2 separate regions of the Homo sapiens genome follow, and region 1 is linked to region 2. Evidence: chromatin loops called from intact Hi-C (ENCODE). Cell type or tissue: PC-3. All regions are shown on one strand. Each heading gives the region's core, and the rest is flanking DNA. Links, peaks and the distances in the headings are about the cores only. Region 1 has its middle 100 kb from the start of LINC00158. Region 2 has its middle 260 kb from the start of LINC00158.

Region 1 (9,006 bases), core at 571-8,570, 160 kb before region 2:
ATGAGAAAAGAAGAGGCAGAAAGCAAAATATTTTTTAAGCATTTACCATGGTATTGTTTCTACAATTTTTTTTTCTTTTGGGAGCAGCCCTTCTGCTGGATGCCCGTTCTTTCTGTGCAGCATGCATTTTCCATTCACATCCGCTGCTCATTGTTGTATAAAAAACTATGTGCAGAGTGGGAGATAGACACTACCTTAATTGACATTTCCTCCTACAATTTATAAATTTGTTTTTGGTTGGCAGTGGGAGATAAAGCATTTGTCCCTATAATTACTCCATTTTATTTATTTTGCCTCCTAAGCTTTCAAGCCTATCCAACTTACCGGGGTCGTATATTTGTGTGAACTCTTGTATTTCCAAGTTAGGCTATAGGTCAATAGATGTTTTCATACTCAATGGTTGATGTAAAGACACAAAGTTGTCCAAAATCCTGTCCTAAAAGTTCATTCTGTTGAGGGTTCTAAACATCTGCCTGGAGAACCACACTTTTCACCCAGTGATTGACATTTTTGTAATGAACATGATCCTAGTTCAAGATTTCAGCATTTCTTTACTTGTTTCTTAGTGTCATTAAATGTAAAATGGTTTGAGATAATATGCTTATTGTTTTCAAACATCACAGTGATGTAGAAAATAATATTTGGCCAAAATATGGGACAGCTTGAAATAAACCCATTAAGTTTTCAGATGCAAATAAATAAAACTTCATCTCTGAAAGGAATATGCAGAGAAGATCCTTTTTATGCCACTGAAGCATCACTTATTATCATAACTATATATATATATATATATTTAGAGATGGAGCCTCACTCTGTTGCCCAGGCTGGAGTGCAGTGGAGTGATCTTGGCTTACTGCAAGCTCTCCCTCCCGGGTTCACGCCATTCTCCCACCTCAGCCTCGTGAGTAGCTGGGACTACAGGCACCCGCCACCATGCCTGGCTAATTTTTTGTTTTTTTGTATTTTTAGTAGAGACGGAGTTTCACCGTGTTAGCCAGGATGGTCTCGATCTCCTGACCTCGTGATCCGCCTGCCTCAGCCTCCCAAAGTGCTGGGATTACAGGCGTGAGCCACCGTGCCCAGCCATCATAACTATAATTTTTTAAAGGTTGCAATGACTTTAAATTTTTCTGGTCATATAGTAAATATAGCTCTTTGTAGTCCTGCTTTAGTGAAGTGAAATCTGACATGAAGCAAATTATTGTCAATCGTAACTTGAGGCATAGGCTAATGCTAGCTACCTTGGATTGAGATGACCATATGGTTTTGTAAAACTCCAAGTTGGAATGAAAATTAAATAAGGAAATAATGAATTTAGAAGTTTAAGAAAAGCTTCACTGCTTACATGTCATCTCAAGAATGAGAATCAAAGGAGATTTGGGAAAATGAGTTACCATGAAGAGCTTTACAAATTTAAGGCATTGTTGTTACCATGCTGACGGAATCATTCATTGCTGGATTGTGTGACTAGAGTCAGTCTATTGAATTTGCAGAGATAGCAGTTGAGATTTGTGATAGTTTGTTATTGGCATAACTGGTTGGATGCATTTTTGAGGTTGTGTTTGCCACATACCCTTTGTTGCTTCTGCACTTGAAATAGCCCATGTGGCTAATGGGATATAGAACATTCTGTGCCTCCCTCATGATTCAGTGGGGCCCAAAGATAGGACTTCAGTTGGCTACTAGCTCATGACTTTGCTGGCAGGTATTGTTCACAAGCCTGAATTCAGTGCTGTTGTTCAAAAGGGAAAGTGCACAGTCCAAATCAGGACTCATCTCTACTTCCTAGTGGGTTTTAAAGTTCATCTGCTAAAGGTGTTTGAGGCTATGTAGAGGCTGCTGGCCCATTTGAAGTGTTGAAACATCCATAGTTCAACATTGGCATATGACATGTAGTCATTATACTCTTTAATTGAACTTATTTGATTTGTAAATACATATTCATTTTTTAATATCAGGTAGTAGTAAGTTTATGAATAAAGGCAATGAATCAGTGGTGAAAATTAAAGAAAGTATAACATAGAAGACATTATCATGGGAGCAGTAGGAGCAGATAAATTTAGCAGAAGTTGTATCAGCCTACTTTTTGATTGTTGGAGTCTGAGTCTAAGGAAGAGTTAGTTGGTAGTGTTGAGTAGATAGGTCACACTTTCTTTGTTTTTTGAAGCCCCTCAGAATGACAGCTACTTGCAAGGCTGAGGCAAGTGGATCGCTTGAGCCCAGAAGTTTGAGGCATTTATTATACTTCGTGGGAAAAAAATACTCTCCCCTTTCTGATGCAACCTGCTTGTCTTCAATTCTTCAAACAACAGAATACCAGGGGGGACACTGTGATCTTTTGCCCTGTCCCTCTGACCTTGTTTGCTTATTTGTTTTTGTTTTCACTCTCTTCAACTTCTTTAAAATTTTATTTATTTATTTTTGTACTGTTACTCTTTTTTTCTACTCAGGGTTTTCATTTGGCCAGAAGGTCTTGTCAATCCATGCCTACTCTTCCATGGTTCTTATTCCTCTGAATGTAATTCACAAGAGGCAGTGCTCTACTTTAGATTCTAATCCCTCTAGCTCATTCTTTTGATGGCCTTAAACAAGATGAAGTGGCTGTGTGCTGAATAACTGAGTGGATCGACTATCCGAAGAGTTGGTTGGTATGTTTTGGCCTCAGAGTGGAAATCTAAGAACTGTAACTGAAATTTTTGAGTTGGAATATTTTTAGCCATGTAACCTATGACCTTTCTTACAGTTTTTCTTTCTTTTTTCTTTGTTTCTGTCCCCATTATTGTTGTATTTCTTTTTCTCAGTCATCTCCTTGACACATTGACTTTTTCTTGAAGACTTTTAACCTCAGTTTCCTACCTAGTAATATTGATATTCATATATTAGCCTTTGACTATCATTATCATAATAATTAATAATAATGATAATAATGACTAACATTTATTGAACATTTAGTGTGTGCAAACATTCTTTTTAGAATTTTACTAACATTCTCATTTAACTCTCAACACTTTAAATTAGGTACCCTCATTATCCTCATTTTGCAAGTTAAGAAACTGAGCACAGAGCAGTTAATGTACTTGCTTCAAATATAGTTGGTAAGTGACAGAGAAGATTCTAAGATCTGTGTAAATTCAGAGCATATATTCTTCACTGTGACATTGCATTGCCTGGCCTACTAATGGAGTATTTATAACCATACCATGATCACTGTCCTAAGGTTACAGAGATAGAGGTAAAAAGTATGAACTACTTATTTCTCTTTTTATTTTATTATCTTTTTATATGCCAAATTGAAAAATATGTCTGATAGAGATGAGCTAACAAAATGGGAGATGAGAATCCCCACACATGGCTTCAGCCTCACCAGGGTGGGATTGGGAAGAGACTAGGCAGGACCACAAGCCAGGGAAATACTTGAGCAGCCATGGCTGTGGGAGTGAATTAATTTTGCCTCTGGGACCCACAATCTGGCAGTCTCTCCAAGTCTTCAGAGCAGCACACAGCCCGATGTGTGATCTGCTGCCTGCTCAGAACTCTTTACTTTTTCAGAGAGAAAATGGGACTGAAATCATTCTTGCTTGAAGTCACATTTGTAACCCAGCTGAATAAAATGATGATTCAGATATAGGTGTAATCTGATAAATTCCAATGGGAAAAGTCACCCAGATTGAGTATATGATTCATTGAGAGCTCTTAAATTTCCCAGATGTTATTTCTCAACAATTATCATACCATTATATAATGAGGAAGATAAACTTCTCCATGGCCAGGATATCATGATGTTATGGTTATGGGAAAGTTAAATGTATAATCACTTTGGCACGTGATTTCTTCATATTTCTACAAGTTGTCTTTCAATTCTACATTAATTATAGTCAAATATATTTTTTGGGGGAATATACAGCAGATGCGATTTTTTTTTTAGTCTTTGATTTCTGTCTTGAGAGCCCACAGCTTTGATGCATTCTTGAAACAACTCTAATAAAGCAATGTGTTTTATTCCTTGTTTAATAAAATAAAGCCAGCAGGATGTCTTACTTTCAGAAATGTTTGATAAAGTATCCCCCTCACTGAGCTGAGAGAAAAAGCAATGGAGTTTTTTTTCATTTTATGAGCTCTAGGATGCAAAGTTCCTAAGTATAATTCATTGTTCTTTATGTGACCTTCTCACAACATCGAGTTTTCTCTCTTCTAGTTCTTTTGAATAATTCTCACAGTTCCTGGTGAGCTGCTAATCAGTTTAGCCTGTGAAATCTAGGATGGAACAAAGTACATTACTGGTGCAGGGAGATGAGTCTTTTACTTTAAAGTAATTCAGCATGGCTATTTGACATCCTTTCTCATTTAAGGAGAACTAAGATTTAATAAAATTCTTAGTAAATGGTAACTTTTCTTTGCCTTCTTAAATTAACATATTAATAATTAACATAAATTAATATTAATATATACTACACACTGAAATAAAATATAAATCCCTTTCAGTTTACAAGTGTAGGTTTTACTCTTAGGCTTTTTATTAACATATGTGAGCCACTATTAGAGATAGCTTAGTCTTGACTTGGCAAGTACCCATTGCAATATTTGGGTAACACCTAGCGGGATGTTTTAATAGCTAATCATGAGTAAATGACAGCAGAAGCATTTTATCTTCACTTACGTAGTTTCTGTAATTACCTACAGCATTTGAAGCTATGTTCATGTTCATCTACATTTCACAGTTTTCTTTCATTATTATAATTGATTGTGGAATAATTGCTATGGATTTAGATGGCAGTACAAATCAAATCGTAAACAGTTTTGAAATTATTTAAAAAGACAAATCTATGTGGCATTTTGCATAGACACCAAACTCTGCCATTGTAAGTGAAGCTGAACCTTCATCTTCAACACAACCATTTCCCTGAAAGCTAATACATGACATGTTTGATGTTGAAATACGAGTTTTTTTTTTTTTTTTTTGAGACGGAGTCTCGCTCCGTTGCCCGGGCTGCAGTGCAGCGGCGCGGCAGCTCACTGCAACCTCCGCCCCCAGGTTCAAGTGATTCTCCTGGTTCAGCCTCCTGAGTAGATGGGATTACAGGCGCCCACCACTATGCCCAGCTAATTTTTTGTATTTTTAATAGAGACGGGGTTTCACCATATTGGCCAGGCTGGTCTTGAACTCCTAATTTCATGATTCACTGCCTCGGCCTCGCAAAGTGCTGGGATTACAGGCGTGAGTCACCGTGCCCAGCCAGGAGTATTTTTAAAGTAATTTTAAGAAAAAAGTATGTTACATTTTTACATATCATAGGAAGCTCTCTTACTCTGTTATTATTTTAATGATACCTGATTTTTAGATCTCAGTTTCCTTCATTTTTGGCTTTATGGTGGGAGTTCACCAGTTATGATGAGAAAATGCTCTTTGTCCTTGGTAAGCATTGTTTCAGTATGAACACTCATGCTTTATGAAATGGACATGCAAATTAAATCAATCAAACATCATGATTGAGAAAATAAACAATAAAATGAGTTTGTTAAACAAGTTTATTTGAAATGAGAAACAAGTATTTGTATAGTTCGTCTTTTTCATATGGCTTAAAGGTAATTTTAAGAGGCTTCTTGACACACATAAAGATTGATCATATTTGTTTAAGCTTTTTTTTCCTCTGAAAGTTTAAGTTGAATATTTCTCTTTCATGAGTGCATTACAATAAGAAAACACTAGAAAAGAAAAATGTTAACAAAACGTATCTTATTCAAGAAGACTTTTTGAATTAGTATCAAAGGAAATAATTGTACCTAAACTTTTGTATTCTAACTTTTGTACTCTAACTTTTGTACTCTAAGTCTAAATAATTGTACCTAACTCTAACTCTAAATAATTCTACCTAAACTCTTATACTCTAACGTTTGTCAATTTTGGAAAACATAATGAAAAATATCAAAGATTTTGGATAAGTTATTTTAAAACTGGATATTACTTGATTGAAAGTCTACTCAAAGAAAAAATCCACTTTAAACTTCAGTTCTGTCAGGAGGCAGGTGGTCTTAACTTGTGTCACCTTTTTACACCCTCTTCCTGGCTATAGATAATTTCTTTTATTTAATGCCTAAAAAAACAAGCAGCTTAAATGAAATTTAAATCAGACAGTATCAACAAGAACCTCTCTGACCTCTCTGGAGAGAATTCTGTTATGACCAAAATCAATATTCTTTGTCAACCTGGAGAAGGAAATGAAAAACATTTGGGTGCAATTGAGGGGAAACTGTACGAATTTCAAAAAGAAACAAATTGAAAACTCTACTTAAGCATATGTATTTTCAGGCAAAGACTCCTGAACCATATGGGGTTCAGCTTTGGTGTAAAGATTTGAACTTTTCAGATTTAATCTAAATAGCTTTGCAGGATAAACCTCCAGTGGTTTCAACAGTGTTAAGAGGCTCCTTGTGATCATCTCAAGTTTGATTTATTTGCACTTTTCAAACGAAAATTCATTTATTTACTGAGATGCAAAGCAAATTTGGCTTCCATTTTTGATAATGACACAGTGACCACGATAACAGTTTGATTTTAATATTCTTGCTTAACTCTGTGAGATAGAGGCTATCATTATCTCCATTTTCAGAAGAGAAAGTGAAGAATCATGGGAGATTAAGTGATACACCCAAGCTGTGTAACTAAGAAGGGCCAGAGATGGGACTTAACTTAAGTACACTTGGCCTCAGAGCGCACATTCCAAACTGCTCTCTGTAATATGTGGAATGACAGTTATGGTATCATCTATGCTTCATTTGTTAGAATGGACAATTTCTAATTCTTGAAAATGCTTTGGATGCTTTTGAAATACTAGAGTAGAAATATATAATCTATTGATATACTTAGAAATAAACAATTACAAATTAATATGACCACCATTAAGACCTGATTCTGATATATCATCCTTTATCCTGAAAATGTAAATTTAGCCACAAATATTCTGGTCAATATGCTTGAGAGTGTTAGTCATATCTTCGGTATCTTTGCTGATTTCTAGCTGATCTATCAATTGCTAACAGAGAAATTTAACAAATCGCCAACTCTGTGGATTTGTCTATGTCTCCCTTTAATTTGTTAAATTTCACTTTTGTATGTTCCTGCTGTGATATTAAAAACATACACTTTTTAATCATGTCTTTTTAATGAATTGATCCTTTTACTTCTATGAAATAGCTTCTTTGTCACTAGTAATAACTTTTGACTTGAAATCTCTGTTATATGGCATTAATACAGCTACTTTATTTTTTTTATTTATCTACTTTGTTTTTCCTTCTATTTTTTCCTGCCTTTTTATTATTTAGAAATGTCAGAAATCCATTTTGATTTTTCTGTTGACCTTCCAGCTATGTGTCTTCTGTCACTTTTTAAGTGGTGGAAATAGAGGTTACAATATATATCCTTAACAATCTACTTACAGTTAATGTTACTTTACATAATGTGGAAACCTTGAAATCATATAGGTCCATATCAGACTCCCTCCCCAGTTTTTATTCTGTAGTTGTTATATATATTGCATTTTAACATGTTATAAATCCTTTAAGAAAATATTATAATGTTTGGTTTAAGCAATTATATGTATTATAAAGAAATTAAGAGAAATAAAGCAAAACAAACTTTTTTCGTTAACCCAGATACCATTTCCCATGTTCTATATTCCTTTCTCAGCGTTTGAGTTTCCATATGGTTTCATTTCCTTTCATTCTGAACCTTCCTTTGTCATTTCTTAACAGATCTGCTGGCAATAATCTTTTATTTTCTATAAAATGTTTTTATTCTGCCTTTATTCTTTTTTAAAAATGACTTACTGAGGTACGATTGCCATATGAAAAGCTATAGATATTTAATATATAAAACTTGATTGTTTGGAGATAAGGACACACTTGTAAAACCATCAAATATCATCACCAACAATGCCATAAACTTATACATCAACTCCAAAGTTTCCATCTGCCCACTTTGTTTTCTTTTTCCCCTTTTGTAATAAGGTTACATAAGATCTATCCTCTTAGCACATTTTAAGAATATAATACAATACCGTTTGTTAATCATAGACCCTGCGTTTTATGGTAGATCTCCAGAACTTTTTTCTTTCGCGTGAATGGAACTTTTTACCTTTGGATCAACACTGCCTCATTTCCTCCTTCCCCGAGCCCCTGGCAACCACAATTCTACTCTCTGCTTCTCTGTGTTAGACTGTTGTAGATTCCATGTATAAATGAGATCATGCGGTATTTGTCTTTCTATGTCTGGTTTATTTCACTTAGCATAATGCCCTCCAGGCCCATCCATGTTGTTACAAATGGCAGGATTTCATTCTTTGTTAAGTTCTGCCTTTATTTTTGAACTATATTTTCATTGGATGTAGAATTCTAGTTGACAGGCTTTTTTTCTGTGAACACTTTGAAGACTTCATTCTATTTGCTTTTGGCTTCCACAATTCCATAACATTGAATTACTCTCCTTCTCTGTAATGTGTTTTTCCTTTTCTGCTTTCTCATTGCTTTTCTCATTCCATTTTCAAAATTACTTCTACCCAACTGGTTAATTATAATACGTCTCAGTATGGCTTTGTGTTTAATGTACTCAGGGCTCATTAAATATCTTGAATATGTAAATTTGTTTTACTTTAAATTTGAGAAATTTTTGGCCATTATTTCTTTACATATTTTTTCATATTCCTTCTCCTTTTTTCTTCTAGATTTCCTGTTAGACATATGTTTGAGCATTTGATATTATCCCATAGGTCAGTAAGAAAGTGTCCATTATTTTTCATCCTGTTTTCTCTTTTTCGCATTGTGTAATTTCTATTGATCTGTCTGTAAGTTTAATTATTCTTTCTTCTGTCATCCCCATTTGAATACTATGTCCCTGCAGTAAAATTTTTATTTCAGATATTGTATATTTTGTTTATGGAATTTCTTTTGCTCTTTTTTATTGTTTTTATTTCTCTGCTACAATTTTCTATCCTTCATTTATTGCAAACATAT
Region 2 (9,006 bases), core at 771-8,770:
CAAATGGGCTCCTCTTCCCCTATTCCAACCTTAGTGGGCAAGAGTCATGGGCTCTGGTGCCAACATCCAATTAAATGATGCTTCCTCATCCTCACTCACCACCCTGGGCCAACTCATCGGCACCTCTCACTTGGATAGATGCCTCCTGATTTGTCACTTAATCTCCTGTCTTACTCCTTTCTTTTTATATTTTCTACTCTGCTGAGATTAAAATTTGATCATGTTACCAACCAGTTTATAATCCTTTGTAGGTTTCCAAGTGTCCTGCTTTAAGGTTCAAATTGTTGTATATGGTTCATAAGGCCATGTACAATCTGACCCCTGCCTACCCTCCCATCCTCACCTCCAGTTATTAACCTTCTCACACTCTATGCTCTAAGTTGGTTGGATTCCTTTCAGTTTATTAACGTGATATTTTCTTTCTTGCCTCTTGCTATTCTCCTGTATAGAATATACCAGCCTGACTGATCGCTAAGCTCACCCTCACTCATTCTTTAAGTATCATCTTAATCCATACTTTTTCTAAAGTGGTTCTTCCTTACCCCTTGAGTTACTTTTGATCTCCCTTGACAACTTTTACTTTTCTATTTTCATGCTTCTTTGCTTGTATAATTATCTGCTGTTGCCATTCAATTATGAGCTCTAAAGAAACTTTGCATGTCTTTTAAAATGAATTTTACCTTCAAGTGTTAGCACGGGAGGTACTCTGTAAATGTTTGAGCAATAAATAAATACATAACAAATAATAAAGCATTTAAAAATACTTCAATATCTATGATACATGACCAAGATGAGTTTAATCAAGCAATCGTTATGTACAATGTGAAATGTGTTTTACATTTTTTATTTCATTAAAACATTCTGCTCATGACAACTAATAGGCTGCCACCTGTAGTTTCAAAAACACTGTTATGACTGCTCTGTTGATGTGAAAATCATTTCTAATTGATGATATTTTTAGTAATTGCATTCATTAGGAGATGGTCACATTCTTTTTGACTTTTTTCTCTAAATATTAAAATCACAGTGGAGATTTGTGATATTTATAACCTATAGATAGCTGGACTTTTCAGCTTTAAATTATGGACATAATAACTTAAAAAATCTTGTGCAATGTTTGTAGGGGTGTGTGTTTCATGTGTAATTTACATTTGTGTTATAAATATTGGGGCACTGAAACTCAGGTACCCTAACCAGCATGGTAGACTCACAGTTTTGGAACAGAACTGAAAAGCCATCTAATGCTTTATGTGATCCCCTTTCTGAAGGTCTACGCAATTCTTTATAATGTTTTATGTGTTCCTTGGAAAGAACCACTGTTAGAAAGATTTTCTTCTGTCAAATGTAATGCATAAATTCAGCTATTTTAATGAGGCACATACAGTGTGCTGGGCACTGTGTGTGGCCCTGGTGATGCAACGGTGTGGAATGTGGTCATGGTTCCATTACCACAGAGCGTTGGAAACCTACCCCTTCCTATTGCTTCACTCTCGTTGCTTCCTTTACCTTCTTTATAATCTGAAACTTGGTTCTTCCCCAGCCTTTAAATAACGGATGCTTGTTTTCACGTGAAGTGCTCTTGATAACAGTAGGAGGTGGTATCAACAGTCTTTTTCTTGCTCTTCATGTGTCTTCCAAGTGATTCCACGTCCATGTTCTCCCAAATCCACCTGTGCTAAAGTCCGCCATTTGGTGATACAGGATTTTCATGTCATCATTTCTACTCATTCTGCCCTCTCTTGAACCTCACTGTTTCTTTCATTCATCATAGTCTTTGACACTTGATATGTCAGGGTCCCCCTTATTCTATCTTTGGCTCTTGACCAGGGCCCTTCAGTATCCCTAAGTTTGTTCACCTGTGGGCCTGCTTTATCCAGTATCTTGATTTGCCTCAATCTTAATATTATCTTATTTTTACTTCAGCAACCAAGTACATTGAACATATATTTTATGGTTCGCTTTAATTATTTGGAGATTAGATTTTAAATTCCACAGATTTCTGTTCTTCAAATCCTTGTTACTACAATACTACCTCTTAGTCCTAGGCAAAAAGTTTACCTTTATAAAAAGCCCTTCTCTGCTTCTCCTCTGGCTACAAGCCTTCTGATGGGCTGAGGCTTTCATGGGGCCAAATGCAAAAGCCCACTTGGAGCCTCTGTACTTCCTTCTCAGACTGCATGCTGAGTCACAGGATGGACCAGATGTGTTGGTATGAGATGAAGTCAGGCCGGGAGACAAGATGGCAGGCTGAGAACTGGGGCTGGCCCTTCCTGTGCTGTCCATTCCGGTGTGGTCCTCCAGCCCTTCTGGATTGTCATAAAGGTAGGTTAATCAAGAGATGAGTAGTAGACATATTTTATATAACAATTTGCTAGGTTTCATTATAATTTTTAAACGTGTAGGTATCTAGTGTGGGGAACATCATGTGTACTCTGGCTCTAGGCCTCACAAAGGCTAAGGCAGGGCTGGCCTCAATACACACATTTCACCCACACTCTGATCTCTGGTCCCTTGGCTTCTTCCATTTCATTAACGTCTGTCAGTTTTTCTTAATGCCTAATAATTTCAACTCATTTTTGTGTGAACTCAATTCTTTTTTTTTTTTTTTTTGAGATGGAGTCTCCTTCTGTCACCAGCTGGAGTGCAGTGGCGCGATCTTGACTCACTGCAAGCTCCACCTCCCGGGTTCACGCCATTCTCCTGCCTCAGCCTCCTGAGTAGCTGGGACTACAGGCACCTGCCACCAAGCCTGGCTAATTTTTTGCATTTTTAGTAGAGACGGGGTTTCACTGTGTTAGCCAGGATGGTCTCAATCTCCTGACCTTGTGATCCACCCACCTCGGCCTCCCAAAGTGCTGGGATTACAGGCATGAGCCACCGTGCCGGGCCTCAATTCTTTACCTTCTTTTCTATTTGAACTATCTGTTATACAAAGCCTGAACTACAAGTTGATTTTACGATCTGCCTTCTTGGCTTTCACATTCTGTCTTCTAAATCATGCTGGATAATAATTGACATTATACATTACTGCACTCCAAACTGGTGTGACATGTAGATGACGGTCTAAGTCCACTTTGTATTAGCAGAAAAAACTTTTTCCCATTCGTATGAGCAGGATATCAAATTTTTATTAAAACAACATATTAGATGACCCATAAATCATTATATGTTTTTATTTTTTTATATGTTAGATTTGGTAGATTTATTGTAAAAAATGGTCTCAATTTTCTAGTTCTTCTATATCCATGCCATATAAAACATGACTTTGTAGCTCCTTCCATTGGGAGATAATATTAACTTCCCCATGTCTTGAATTTTGGCTATCTTAGTGATTTTCTTTGGCCCATGGAATGTGGTAGAAGTGATTAAACCTAAGACTCTAATAGCTGTGTGCACTCCTGCTCTCTCGTTGAATCCCTGCCACCACCATAAGGACAAGTCCTGAGTTAGCCTACTGAAGGATGAGAGAATATATGAAGGAGAACTGAGTCACTCCAACTAAGGCCAAACTACAGCAGCATGCTACAACCTGTCTGTTGTGTGCAGAATCATGGGCAAGGTCAGCCAACATCAAGTGAGCCAAGAAAGTCACCCAGCAAACTTGTAGATTTGGTAGCAAAAAATAAATATTTATTTTTATTTGTCACAGTTATTTTGTGGTTGCTTTTTAATATCTTACTATTAAGGCCATTAACAATGGATATCTTATTATGATGGTCAGTTTTATGTGTAACCTTGGGAAGGATGCATTACCAGTCATTCATGCAAACACTAGTGTAGGTGGTGCTGTGAAGGTATTTTATAGATGTGAGTAATATTTATAATCAGTTGATTTGAAGTGATTATTTTAGATAACCTGGGTAAACCCAATTCAAGCAGTTTAAGGGCCTTAAGAGCAGAACTGAGGTTTTTCAGGACCAAAAGGAATTCTGTTTGTGGATTTATAGCTTCAACTCCTGCACGAAAGTTTCAGCCTCCACTTTCTGACAGCCATCCCTATGGATTTTGAATCTGCCTAACCAGACTCCCAAATCAAGAAAGACAATTCCTTGCAATAAATTTCTTAATATATACTTCCTGCTGGTTCTGTTTCTCTAGTTGAAACCTGACAAAAAAGTGATACCTTAGACTTAAAAAAAGAAATGGATAACAATAACAATAATAACCATCTGTATTAGTTTATTTCATGCTGCTGATAAAGACATATCTGAGACTAGGCAATTTATAAAAGGAAGAGGTTTAAAGGACTTACAGCTCCATGTGGCTGGGGAGGCCTCACAATCATGATGGAAGCTGAAAGACATGTCTTCCATGGCAGCAGACAAGAGAAGAGAGTTTGTAAAAGGAAACTCCAGTTTTTAAAACCATCAGATCTCGTGAGACTTACTATCATGAGAACAGCACAAGAAAGACCCGCCCCCATGATTCAGTTATCTCTCACCAGGTCCCTCCCACAACACGTGGGAATTATGGGAGTTACAAGATGAGATTTGGGTGGGGACACAGAGCCAAACCATATCTTTCCACCCTGGCATCTCCCAAATTTCATGTCCTCACATTTCAAAACCAATCATGCCTTCCTAACAATCCCCAAAGATTTAATTCATTTCAGCATTAACTCAAAAGTTCACAGTCCAAAGTCTCATTCCTTCCACCTATGAGTCTGTAAAATCAAAAGCAAGTTAATTACTTCCTAGATACAATGGGTGTACAAGCGCTGGGTAAATACAGCCATTCTACATGGGATAAATTGGCCAAAACAAAGGGGCTACAGGCCCAAAGCAAATCAAAAATCCAGCAGGGCCATCAAATCTTAAAGCTCCAAAATGATCTTCTTTGACTCCATGTCTCACATCTAGGTCATGCTGATGCAAGAGGTGGGCTCCATGGTCTTGGGAAGCTCTGGCCCTGTGGCTTTGCAGGGTATAGCCTCCCTCTCAGAAGCTTTGATGGGCTGGCATTGAGTGTCTGCCACTTTTCCAGGTGTACAGTGCAAGCTATCCATGGATCTACCATTCTGGGGTTTAGAGGATGGTGGTCCTCTTTTCAGAGCTCCACTAGGCAGTGCCCCAGTAGGAACTCTGTGTAGGGGCTCTGACCCCACATTTCCCTTCCACACCGCCCTAGCATAGTTTCTCCATGAGGGCCCTGCCCCACAGCAAACTTCTGCCTGGACATCCAGGCATTTCCATACATCCTCTGAAATCTAAGCAGAGGTTCCCAAACCTGAATCATTGACTTCTGTGCACTTGCAGGCTCAACATCATGTGGAAGCTGCCAAGGCTTGGGGCTTGTACCCTTCAAAGCCATGGCCTGAGCTCTACACTGGGTCCTTTTAGCCATGGGTGGAGTGGCTGGGACACAGCGGACCAAGTCCCTAGGCTACACACAGCAAGGGGACCCTGGGCCCAGCCTATGAAATTTAACATATAGCTCCTTGTTACTTATGCAAATTTCTGCAGCCAGCTTGAATTTCTCTCAGAAAATGGAATTTTCCCTTCTATTGCATTGTCAGGCTGCAAATTTTCTAAACTTTCGTGCTCTGTTTTTCTTTGAAACCAAATGCTTTTAACAGCACCCAAGTCACCTCTTGAATGCTTTGCTGCTTAGAAATGTCTTCTACCAGATAGCTTAAATCATCTCTCTCAAGTTCAAAGTTCCACAAATCTCTAGGGCATGGGCAAAATGTCGCCAGTCTCTTTGCTAAAACATAACAAAAGTCACCTTTGCTCTGGTTCCCGACAAGTTCCTCATCTCCATCTGAGACCTCCTTAGCCTGGATTTCATTGTCTATATCATTATCAGCATTTTGGTCAAAGCCATTCAACAAGTCTCTAGGGAGTACCAAACTTTCCCACATTTTCCTGTCTTCTTTTGAGCCTTCCAAACTGTTCCAACCTCTGGCTATTACCCAGTTCCAAAGTCACTTCCACATTTTCAGGTATCTTTTCAGCAACACCCCACTCCTGGTACCAATTTACTGTATTAGTCTGCTTTCACACTGCTGATAAAGACATACCTGAGACTGGACAATTTACGAAAGAAAGAGGTTTAATGGACTCAACAGTTCCATGTGGCTGGGGAGGCCTTACAATCATGGCAGAAGGTGAAGGGCATGTCTCACATGGCAGCAGATAAGAGAGTTTGTACAAGGAAACTCCTGTTTTTAAAAACATTAAACCTAGTGAGACTTATTCACTCTTATGAGAACAACACAGGGAAAAGAACTGCTTCCATTATTTAATTATCTTCCACTGGGTCCCTCCCACAACATGTGGGAATTATGAGAATTATGAGAGTTACAAGATGAGATTTGGGTAGGAACACAAAGCCAAATCATATCACCACTTGTTTTAGCATTTTCATATTTAATTCTTAGAGTTACTTTAAGAATTAAATAAATAATATCTCTTAAAAAGTATCTCAAGAATTAAATAATGTTAAATAATATCTCACTTTACTTTTAAGTAAATTACTTAAAATATTATTTTAAGATATTACTTTTAAGATTATTATAAATTTCCTCTTGGAACTGATAACCTTTTTGAAATCCTGATATAACTAAAAAATGGAGAGAGCAGAGACAATTTGACATCATATTTAGATTTCATTGGCTACAGGGTGTTGCCCCATGCTATGGACGTCAAGCAACATTCTAGTCCAAGTTGCACTCAATGAATGAAGCTTTCATAGGCTTTCTAAGCACACAATTTACAGTGATGTCTCAATTTCACATTTTCATCTTTGTCTTAATACAATACCCGAGTTCACTGTTTGACAAGAGAAGTGAGGTTGAAGAGATTTTATCAAAACAAGAGGCATTCATTAGTTCATAACCTTTGCTCTCTGTCTGGGGAGAACTCTAGAACTACATTGTCTCATGACCTTATCCTTAAACTGAAAAATCTTCAGATCTAACATTAGAGGAAAAATCTTAAATTTCCTAGATTTCTGCAAAACATTGTGATTTGGTTTGCCTGTGTCCCCACCCAAATCTCATCTTGAATTCCAATGTGTTGTGGTAGGGAGCCAGTGAGAAGTAATTGAATCATGGGGCAAGTCTTTCTCATGCTGTTCTCATGATAGTGAATAAGTCTCATGAGATCTGATGGTTTTAAAAAAGGAGGTCCCCTGCACAAGTTCTCTCTTTGCCTGATGCCATCCATGTAAGACGTGACTTGCACCTCCTTGCCTTCTGCCATGATTGTGAGGCTTCCCCAGACATGTGGAACTATAAGTCCAATTAAACCTCTTTCTTTTGTAAATTGCCCAGTCTTGGTATGTCTTTATCAGCACCGTGAAAACGGACTAATACACATTAGAATAATAATTTTTAAAATAAACTTTTTCATGCTCATCTCTCTTTTTTCCCCTGGAAATTTCTTTGTCTTTCTTTTTTTTTAAATTTCCTTCCCAACTTTTATTTTAGCTTCAGGGGTACATGTGGAGGTTTGTTATATAAATAAATTGCATGTCGCAGGGGTACGCTGTGCAGATGATTTTATCAACCAGATAATAAGCATAGTATCTGATAGGTAGTTTTTCAATCCACACCCTCCTCCCAGCTTCCACCTGCAAGTAGGCCCCAGTGTCTGTTGTTCTTTTCTTTGTGTCCATGTGTATTCAATGTTTAGCTCCCACTTATGAGTGAAAACATGTGATGTTTAGTTTTCTGTTTCTGCATTAGTTCACTTAATATAATTGCCTCCAGATTCATTCATGTTGCTGCAAAGAACATGATCTCATTTTTTATCACCATGTAGTATTTCATGGTGCATATGTATCACATTTTCTTTATCCAGTCTACTGTTTGTTTGTTTTTTTTTCATTCCTGTTGCTCAGGCTGGAGTGCAATGCTGCAATCTCAGCTCACTGCAACTTCTTCCTCCTGGGTTCAAGTGGTTCTCCTGCCTCAGCCTCCCAAGTAGCTGGGGTTACAGGCATGTGCCACCACACCCGGATTATTTTGTATTTTTAGTAGAGATGGAGTTTCACCATGTTGGTCAAACTGCTCTTGAACTCCTGAACTCAGATGATCCACCTGCCTCAGCCTCCCAAAGTGCTGGGATTACAGGTGTGAGCCACCACACCCGTCTGATTATCTAGTCTACTGTTGATAGGCATTTAGGTTGACTCCATGTTGTTACTATTGTAAACAGTGCTGCAATGAGCATATGCATGCATGTGTCTTTATGTAGAACAATTTATATTTTGGGGGGTATATACCCAATAATGGCATCTCTTAAGGAATTATAACTCCCTTAAGAAAACAGGAAGCTAAGCCCTTAAGGCAGGTGTTCAACTCAATCTGGTAGGAATAAATGTGGCAAAGGAAAGTTATCAGTTATTCCAAATCATCTAGCCTTAAAAAGAAATTTAGGAAAAAATCTATATGAATGACATCAAGTGAGAGTTTTTCTTTCTATATTAAATTTCAAGGCTTTATATGATTTAGAATTGTATACCTCAAGAGTCAGATCTACATCTGCTAACCCCACAGGCTTTGCTTTTAGTCATTCAGGTTCTACAAGTAGGTATTAGATGTTGAGTATAATTCATGTGAAAGATACGGACGTCATTTATGAGATCTATTTATATAAGTTTAATAATAGTTTTATAAATACACCTTGGTGTTCATTTTGTCTGCCAACCACAGTTGTCCTGATAACAGCATGAGAGGCATAAAAAATTCATATTTGCTAAGGAGAATGGCCTCCAGCTCCAACCATGTTCCTGCAAAGGACATGATCTCATATTTTTTTTATAGTTGCATAGTATTCTATGGTGTATATGTACATTTTCTTTATCCAGTCTATCATTGATAGATATTTAGGTTGATTCCATGTCTTTGCTATTGTGAATAGTGCTGCAATAAATATACACATGCTTGTGCATGTGTCTTTATAATAGAATGATTCATATTCCTTTGGCCATATTATACTTAGCAAACTAATACAGGAACTGAAAACCAAATGCTACGTGTTCTCCCTTATAAGTGGGAGCTAA

Evidence for each region. A loop is a pair of places that touch in the nucleus more often than their neighbours do. Peaks named below come from ENCODE experiments on the same cell type or tissue, not always from the same donor. Only the 100,000 strongest peaks of a DNase experiment are listed, where the experiment ranks them.
Region 1: it touches region 2 in a loop (4-fold over the local background); 1 of 110 quality-filtered maps calls a loop at or near these places.

Annotation. Positions count from the first base shown.
Region 1 is chr21:25,324,078-25,333,083 of GRCh38, reverse strand. No RefSeq gene overlaps it. Among named protein-coding and RNA genes, the nearest start is that of LINC00158, 100 kb to the left of the region's middle. RefSeq lists an enhancer at 2,780-3,979. In PC-3, for the core only: no CTCF peak of the experiment used is centred there; a DNase peak (open chromatin) is centred at 3,643; H3K27ac peaks cover 3,122 bases.
Region 2 is chr21:25,164,073-25,173,078 of GRCh38, reverse strand. No RefSeq gene overlaps it. Among named protein-coding and RNA genes, the nearest start is that of LINC00158, 260 kb to the left of the region's middle. In PC-3, for the core only: no CTCF peak of the experiment used is centred there; no DNase peak of the experiment used is centred there.